Regions from separate parts of the Homo sapiens genome. Here region 1 is linked to region 2. A link is a contact called in ENCODE Hi-C or POLR2A ChIA-PET data. All regions are on one chromosome and are shown on one strand. Each heading gives the region's core, a stretch centred on a gene start or an enhancer-like site at or near the end of the contact. The rest is flanking DNA. Distances are from core to core; before and after follow the strand shown.

What was found. Hi-C counts contacts between places; a loop is a spot of excess contacts on that map. ChIA-PET counts read pairs that join two places held with the same protein, here RNA polymerase II (POLR2A). Pooled maps may share reads with other maps.
Region 1: a pooled map shows a loop between it and region 2 (4-fold over the local background). The contact joins two enhancer-like sites. A Hi-C loop is called at or near these places in 1 of 37 single-sample maps with no recorded cell type and 2 of 50 pooled maps. POLR2A ChIA-PET finds 5 or more read pairs at or near these places in 1 of 52 experiments (OCI-LY7).

What each region holds. Positions count from the first base shown.
Region 1 is chr6:157,559,625-157,563,763 of GRCh38, reverse strand. The region is part of intron 2 of ZDHHC14 (zDHHC palmitoyltransferase 14); the gene reads right to left. Among named protein-coding and RNA genes, the nearest start is that of MIR3692, 33 kb to the right of the region's middle. RefSeq lists enhancers at 1,587-1,666, 1,787-1,866, 976-1,949, 2,227-2,356. Within about 2 kb of position 1,748, at least 6 of the 41 ENCODE cell types and tissues checked have a DNase peak (open chromatin) inside an H3K27ac peak, as active enhancers do.
Region 2 is chr6:155,169,453-155,173,330 of GRCh38, reverse strand. All of the region lies in intron 9 of TIAM2 (TIAM Rac1 associated GEF 2), which reads right to left. Among named protein-coding and RNA genes, the nearest start is that of CLDN20, 93 kb to the left of the region's middle. RefSeq lists enhancers at 1,475-1,534, 1,565-1,984, 2,025-2,084. Within about 2 kb of position 2,015, at least 18 of the 41 ENCODE cell types and tissues checked have a DNase peak (open chromatin) inside an H3K27ac peak, as active enhancers do.

The sequences.
Region 1 (4,139 bases), core at 499-2,998, 2.4 Mb before region 2:
TGGCCTTAGAGTTCCCCGGGTGTTTGAGGTCTGGACATCTGCAATCCGTGACTTGTGCCTCTGGTCCTAGTTCGCACTTAGTCCTGTTCAGTGCCCACCGCATGCCCCTGCTGGCTGGGGACACACTCCAATCTTTTTTACATCCTATGTAAAGAAGTGACCAGCTTTGTTCTGGATACACACAGTGTGGATACACGGAGCTGCTGGGGCTGGCAAGTGCTTGCCATGGGGTCTCTCTAATAAGCACCACCTGAGAACCAGGTATTGGAGGCATAAGAGCACACACTCCCACTTTCAACAGAGAAATTCCACTCCGGGAAGGGGGAAGAAACAAAACAGCCTCCCCCAAGTCAGAGCAGGGCAAGGCAGAAACCAGCCACTCCTGGGTGATCTCACATCACCCGGACCTGCTCCGGCTCCTCTTCTGGCTTGGAGCTGGGGAAGAGGCACGCTTAACGCCCAGGCAGGCCAAGCTCGGGCAGGGGCCTTTCCAGGAAGCATTGCTAAGCGGTGGCCGTGGTGTTTCCTGGGAGGGCAGGCCTGGCCAGTACTTCTGCCATCCAGGCCCTTGAGTCAACCTGGCTGCCTTCCCCTCCAGCCTCCAGGCTTGTAGTGGGAGCAAGGACTCTGCCTTAGTTACCACCTCCAGGAGTCCAGCCCAGCTCCGGGTGCCTGGGAGACACTAGGCCCTTGTGGAGCCGGCTTCTTACCGCAGGAAGACCATGAACCCTACATCCACATGGCCCCAGCCTCCATGCCGCCTTGCTCCCTTTCACCTCCTGGGCAGCCTCTTGTCAGGAATGCACAGCTCTTGCAGGGCAGGGGTGGGGTTGGGGAGTTCTAGGTTCTTCCTTGACCTGGGCACAGTGGGTGCTTGGGGGGCGGTGGGAGGCGGGAGGGAACCGTTGTCCTGAGCAGCTTCCTAGCTGACACAACCTCCATTTTCTGAGGAGGCTGCCCCTCTCCACAGCACTACACTTCACACACATAAAACGCTCCCTATATATGTGAGGATATTTTAAGTCAGTGACTCTCAAACATTACTGTGCTAGATGCAGATTCCCAGGTCCTGTCTCCAACAGACTCTGGGTGGTGAGCTCAGGACTGGGCCTGGAACCTGCCTGCGAATGAGCTGCTCAGGTGGCTCATCGAGTGTCTGCTGACCTCAGCGAGAGGCAGCAGCTTAGGGTCCCCTCCCTCTCTGTACCTGGAGAAGTGGTAGTCTTCACAGACCCTCTCGGGAGCCCCCACCCCAAATCTGCCTAGAGAATCGCATGGAGAGCCCAGCAGCAGCCCTGGCCCCACCAACAGAAAATGAGGGGCCAGCCAGGGACAGCGGAACAAGGCAGAGACCCCTCGCCACGCTCACAGAGCTTCTGGCCCAGGAGTCCCAGCGTCCACCCTGGGAGCTTCTGCAGCGCCTTCTCTGAGGCTGCACCAGCTGTTCTCACGGCTAAACCCCAGTTGGGCATCCCTGGTCCCCACTTCTGCCCTTCATTGCCCAGGGCTGTGGGTGTTGTGGTCACAGATGGACTGACTTATAGGCCCTTCCTCTCTCTTCTCATGGTTGCCAACCAGGCTACTGCAGGTCCCCACAGCCCCTACGCCCCCAGGCTGCAGCTGCTCCGTCTGACTGCCCCACACATGTTTTCTGGATACCTTCAAGCTGCATCTTCTGCCCCTTCCCTGTGAAAAGCTGTGTGAGTTGAGGAACTGAAATCATTTTGTTTATATGTTATAAACACCCAGGTTTCTCACTGAACCCACAAAAACCTCAGATACTAAGGGAAAAAAAGTATCTAACCCTCTGAGAACATCTATGTATTCTGCGTTTAACTTTTAAATTCAGGGCCCAGCACAGTGGCTCACACCTGTAATCCCAGCACTTTGGGAGGCCAACATGGTGAAAACCCCACTTATCTACAAAAAATACAAAAAATAGCCGGGTGTGGTGGTGCACACCTATAATCCCAGCTACTTGGGAGGTGGAGGCAGAATCACTTGAAACCAGGAGGTGGAGGTTAAAGTGAGCCATGATCACGCCACTGCACTCCAGGCTGGGTGACAACAGTGAAACTCCATCTCAAATAAATAAATAAATTCAACTCAACAATTCAAGAGGTCTGGGTGAGAGCACCTGCTCTGTGCCAGGTGTGCGTGTATAGTTTCTGTTTCCTAATTATAAACTGAGGGTGGCTGCTTTGTCATTTTTGTCCCCCATGTGTATCTGAGCGCCGGGACAGCAGGTCTCACATGCGCGCCCGTCGGACACTCTACCTGCTGAGTCAGAATTTCCAGGGGAAGGTGCTCACTTGTATATGTATACATTTTATTACTGAAAATAATACACACGGTAAGAAAAAAAGCAAGCAGGTAAACATTTCCAACCTCCACGGGATTCTATTCTGCACTACGATGGCAGCCTTCAGCCTAGACCGTGTCCTGGCACGTGCCAGCTGCTCAGCAGGTGTTTGATGAAAACTCAGCATGGCCTCTGAGCTTTGTCCCTGGCCCTGACCCCAGCAAGGCATGCTTCTTCCACACACGGGATAGATTGTTTTCAATGAAGCAGAGTGAATGTCGTTCTCAGGTGTAGTTGCAAGAAGCCACACTCAGCAATGCTCTCTGAGGCGATTTCCAATAAAGGACCGCCTTGCACAGGGCAGCTAACACCCCCACGCTCTGAGGACCTGGGCTCCCCGAAATGTCCTTCTGCACTCTGCATTTAAATGCTGACTATTTTTTGGTTTTAGTTTCTTATGGGCTTCCATTCCAAACAACTCATTACAGTCTTGTTCAATTTCTTCTTTCTCATGTTCTAGTGGGTTCGTGATTAGACACGCCACGCCTCATAATGTTGTGCTTGGATAAGCAATCTGCTATTTTCACAGCTTCTTCAGGTTAATGCATCCGTTCCTCATAATGCTTCTGTGAGTCAGGCAAGGCCGTGGGATCCCATTATCCAGATGAAAACACAAAGCCCCTAGAGAGAATTCGTGATTTGCCAAGGCCAAGGCAATGAGTAAGAAGTACTGCTTAATAAATGTTTGCTGAATGCATATCTATTAATGCTAGAGTTTATGTAATGACATTTACTGATTTTTTTTCTTCTAATTATAAAGGTAACACATGCTCATCATAGGGAATATCAGAAACGTACAGAGAAAAAAACTAAAATTACTTGCCAGTCCAATCACAAAAAAAAACTTGTTTATATTTCCTTATAATTCCTATATATATTAAGATCCCAATGTACATCCAATTTTGTATTTTGCATATTTTCATTGAAATTGTATAAGGATAACTTTTATAAGCCATTAGATATCTTTGATATCAATATTTTAAGACGTTCTAACAACGTGGCGTTTACAGAAGCAGATTGCAAAGGTGATTCACGAGGACGTGGTGGTTGGCCATCTCTCTGGGATAAGTGGTCTTCAGCCGGGCACCTGCTGCCCCACAGGCTTTTGAAGAAGGTGTACTGTAGCTGTTGTGTAGGCAACTGATGTGGCAACAGTCGGCCCCGCTTCCTGGCTGACACGCTCTTCTCCAGGACAGCTTTGCTCCCCAGCAAGTGCAGCAAAAATTCACTCCAGAATCAGTCACTTGCCTCTTTCCGTGGGCATGACTTTAGAGCCATTGGCTTTAGAGCTGAGTTGGCCACCACCCTGTGCCTGCATGAGTGGAAAGGTATAGTGTAATTCATCATAGACGTATAGTGTAATTCGTGTATCCATTTCCCTCCTGGTATGCATAGAAATTGCTTCTACTTCCTTTACACTATTATAAATAACTCTATCATGAACATCTTCATGTTTATTTTCAAGTAAGGTTTCTATTTTGCTCCCTGCAGCCCTGTCCATGGGGGCCTATTTCAACTTCTTTCACAGTGAATTTTTTCCATCATTTTATTATTTTGGTTCTTCATGTTTATTTCTAAAACTTGACACAATGTAGAAAGACAGCTCCTAATTCTCTCTCTGTAAATCCAGACGTTTCAGAGCTTTCCTTCCAGACTCTTTTCTGGACAAAACATTTATAATGGGTCCAACTCCAAAATAGTATTCATGACAACCTGGAGCTTGAAGTGGGGAAAAACAAAACAGTGAAAACAATGAATGGAGTATGTCTTTAACTGA
Region 2 (3,878 bases), core at 766-3,265:
TAGTGAACCATAGAAGAGAAGACGCCTATCAAAGCCAAGGCCATCAAAGAGTAAGACCCTCTCAAGAGAGTCCCTCAATGAAAAGTTAAATGTAATTTTTGGTGTGTGTTAGGCAGACAGACAGACAGACACACACACACACACACACACACACACACACAACCCTCACAAATGTATACAGTTCAAGAAAAGTAAAACCTGGTTATTCAAAGGAAGCACCAAGAATTTAAAATTAATTTATTAAAACTAGAAAAAGAAAAAGCTACTTGGTGCTTACAGATCTCTTAGGTTGTTGTAAGCTTTGCCCATTTGGAGGGAAAGTTGGATTAATTCTCTGAAGGAAGGTCAATGCTATCCAAGTTGAAAATACACATGCTTTAGTTTCAGGAAGCCAGATGAAATATTCTCCAATATTCTTTTCATAAAAAGAAGAGAGAATCCTAAAAATAAGCATTAAAAATGGAGCCATCTGGAAAACTCTTTTTCCAGGTTACCCATGTCAAAGATGCTGCTATGTTAAATTAACCTTTTTAACCACCCAGAATTCCACGGTTGGCTACCTTTGCCAGGACTGTTACGCACCTACCACGCCTCCTACTCTACTTCCTCCCATCAAAGAAAAAAAAAAAAAAAAAAAAAAAAAATATATATATATATATATATATATATATATATATATATATATATATTTCCAACTAGCCTCTTCAAGGTTTCCTGGTCCTGAGAATGCAAATGGAGACAGAAAAAATACAATAATAGCAAGGCAATCCAGGTCAAATCTCAGCCTTGTTAGGGGCTGTTATCTAGTGCCTCTGCACTTCTGTTCCTTCACCTTCAAAAGAGGTTAAAAACGCCAGCCTCGTGGGGTGGTTAGGAGACTGATGGGAGGAATTGCATTTGAAAGACATAAATTGTAAAGATTTTTTTTGGAAGCTGAGGCTGGATCAGGGCATTATACTGTACTGGGAGTAGCTACTGCATTTCAGCGATGGCCACTATAAAGAACTTCCTGAGAATCATCCTTTGTTCCAAAGCCCTGGGCCACTGTTCTGGCCACTGCTGCTCAGATCACCTTGCAGTCAGCTCCAACTGGCCATCACGACACGGGAACATCACTGGGCTGCAGCCACAGTCACTCCAGACTGACTAGTGAACGTCTGCAAATCACTTTAGCTCTCCTTGGAGGGCATTCCACAGAAGTATTTATTATTATTATTATTACATCAATGGTCCTGAAACCACATGTCAAATTACTTATGCTCAGTATGCAGCAAGGAGAAAAAATTGAAACTCCGTGTGTTCTCACAGCAGATGCTTTTGGATCAAATGGCTTGTAATTACTACTTGGATCACTGAAGGGAAGTGAGTAGCAAAATCACAATCTGGCTGTCACAAATGGGCCCAAACCACCACAGTGGCTGATAAAAGGAAAGTCTATTTGCAAGGGAGATGAGGAGAAAACACAAAAGGGAGTTGCACGCTCCCAGTTTTCTTAACAACAGTAAAATGTCATAGAAGAGAAAGTGTTTATTTCCTTCTTGGACTGAGGCCCACACATCGGTTGATATGAAAGAAAAACAAAGATGGATCTAGCTAGCTCGCTAGCTGTATGCATATATATATGCTATGTAGGGTTGTGTATTAATATTCTCTCTAAACAGATTACCATACTGTGGTGAAGAGTAAGCTGTTTCATTCATATTTTCCATTTAAGAAAACAATATTAGGGGGTTTGTTTTGGTTTTGGGGTTTTTTGGGGTTTTTTAGGTTTTTTTTTCAGTTTACAGCTCATGACTAAGATGACAATACTGCATTCACTCACTGCCACAGAAAGTTGGAATACCCCAAGCCAATTTTCCAGAAGAAGGGGCCAAGGCCCAGGGGCTGTCACAATTTCTGCAATGAAGCTTCTGGGGTTGCCGCCATCTGAGCCTTAGTGGGGACTTTGTTGTCACAATCTCCATGACAAACACCTCCCTTCAAAGGCCGTGTAAGACTCACTATTACTCATCCAGACGTTCGTTATGAAAAGCTTTCATTTTTGGCAAGCCAAAGTGTCCTCTAAAAAAATGTTCAAGTAAGACTGGCTTTATTCCAGACTTAACAGATTTTGAATTAGGGTGACTCACTGTTGGGCTGTTATATGATGCATCAATTAGAGTGAAATAGTTTAAAATGCACACGGCCCCTCCCTCACAACAGCCTTTCTGTGTTATAGAAATGGGCGTAATGTACTTATTGTATAAAAATAGGTTTGTGCAGGTTACAAGTATTCTCCAAGAATGATTAGCAGATGAAAAGTAGCAAAATGAAATATTAATTATTTAGCCAGCTCAGGCAGAATTTTAAGTCCCAGAGATATAAAAAAACAAATTACACCCTTAGTTCTATCTGCCATTCTATCTGAATCTAGTTATCTGGGTACGATAGCACAGAAATTACAGAGGCTGCATTAAAATTGTCCTATAAATGAAAGGAATTTCTTCAGTATCCCTACATCACAAGTAATGCTTAGCTAAAACAAATAGGAGTAAAACAAATGCAGAAATCATAGTTTCTTCTCACTCCTTAGAGCATCGATGGGACCTGTTGATTTGAGCCCATCTTAAGCACTAAGCTTAAATTCTCACTGTAAGTGGCTACATCAGCAAAATTTATTTTCAAAGTCCAACATAAACTCTGTTAATAGGAAGTGTACTGATGCTATAGTTTCATAACTTTCTTTTTTCAGGGATGGGGTCTTACTCTGCCACCCAGGTCAGAGTGCAGTGGTGCGATCTTGGCTCACTGCAACCTCTGCCTCCCAGGCTCAAGCAATCCTCCCACCTCAGCCTCCGAGGAGCAAGCCACTACACTCGGATAATTTTTTGCATTTTTGATAGAGACAGGGTTTCACCATGTTGCCCAGGCTAGTCTCAAATGATCCACCTGACTCAGCCTCCCAAAATTCTGGGATTACAGGCACGAGCCACCATGCCAGGCCTCTTAACTTTCAAAGTAAGAATTTTACATTGTTATATAATGCTGGAAGAGATAGGACCCTAAAATTATGGGCCTTTATTACAAATCAGTCATCCTCAGCCATTAAATGACTACATCTAATAGAAATAGGGCATATATAAACTATATCGATTACAAGCTTTCCTGGGAGCCATGACATACGCACTTGACAGAGTGGCTAACAGTAAGAGATGGTAAGTGCAGAGTAAGAACTGGCTGGGTGCAGTGGCTCACGCCTGTAATCTCGGCACTTTGGGAGACTGAGGTGGGTGGATCGCGACGTCAGGAGTTCAAGACCAGCCTGGCCAACATAGTGAAACCCCATCTCTACTAAAAATACAAAAATTAGCCAGCCTTGGTGGCAGGTGCCTGTAATCCCAGCTACTCAGGAGGCTGAGGCAGAAGAACTGCTTCAACCTGGGAGGCAGAGGTTTCAGTGAGCCGAGATCACGCCACTGCACTCCAGCCTGGGCAACAGAGTGAGACTCCATCTGAAAAAAAAAAAATTATTTGGTGGAGGAGAAATTAAATAACACAGCTTCATGGGGATGTTGTGGGTTTGAAAAAGGCACTAGGAAGAGGCATAGGCACATCTGGGATTTCATGCTCTAGGATTTCATTCAGAAATCATTCTGAGGATTTGTTTGGTCAGAAGCAATTCTAGGGATGAGGAGACATTACTCAGGCTCCCCTTGACGGCGCCTGGAGAGACACAGCATAGAATGTACTATCTATGTGAAGATCCCTGACAACCCTGAGAGGAAAATGCAATTTTGTATTCACTGAACTCTCAAACGAAGGTAAGTACTGCTGAGGAATAGAGATGTATAAATCAAAGATATTATTATGACTTCAGTCTAGTCATGTCACTAATTTTA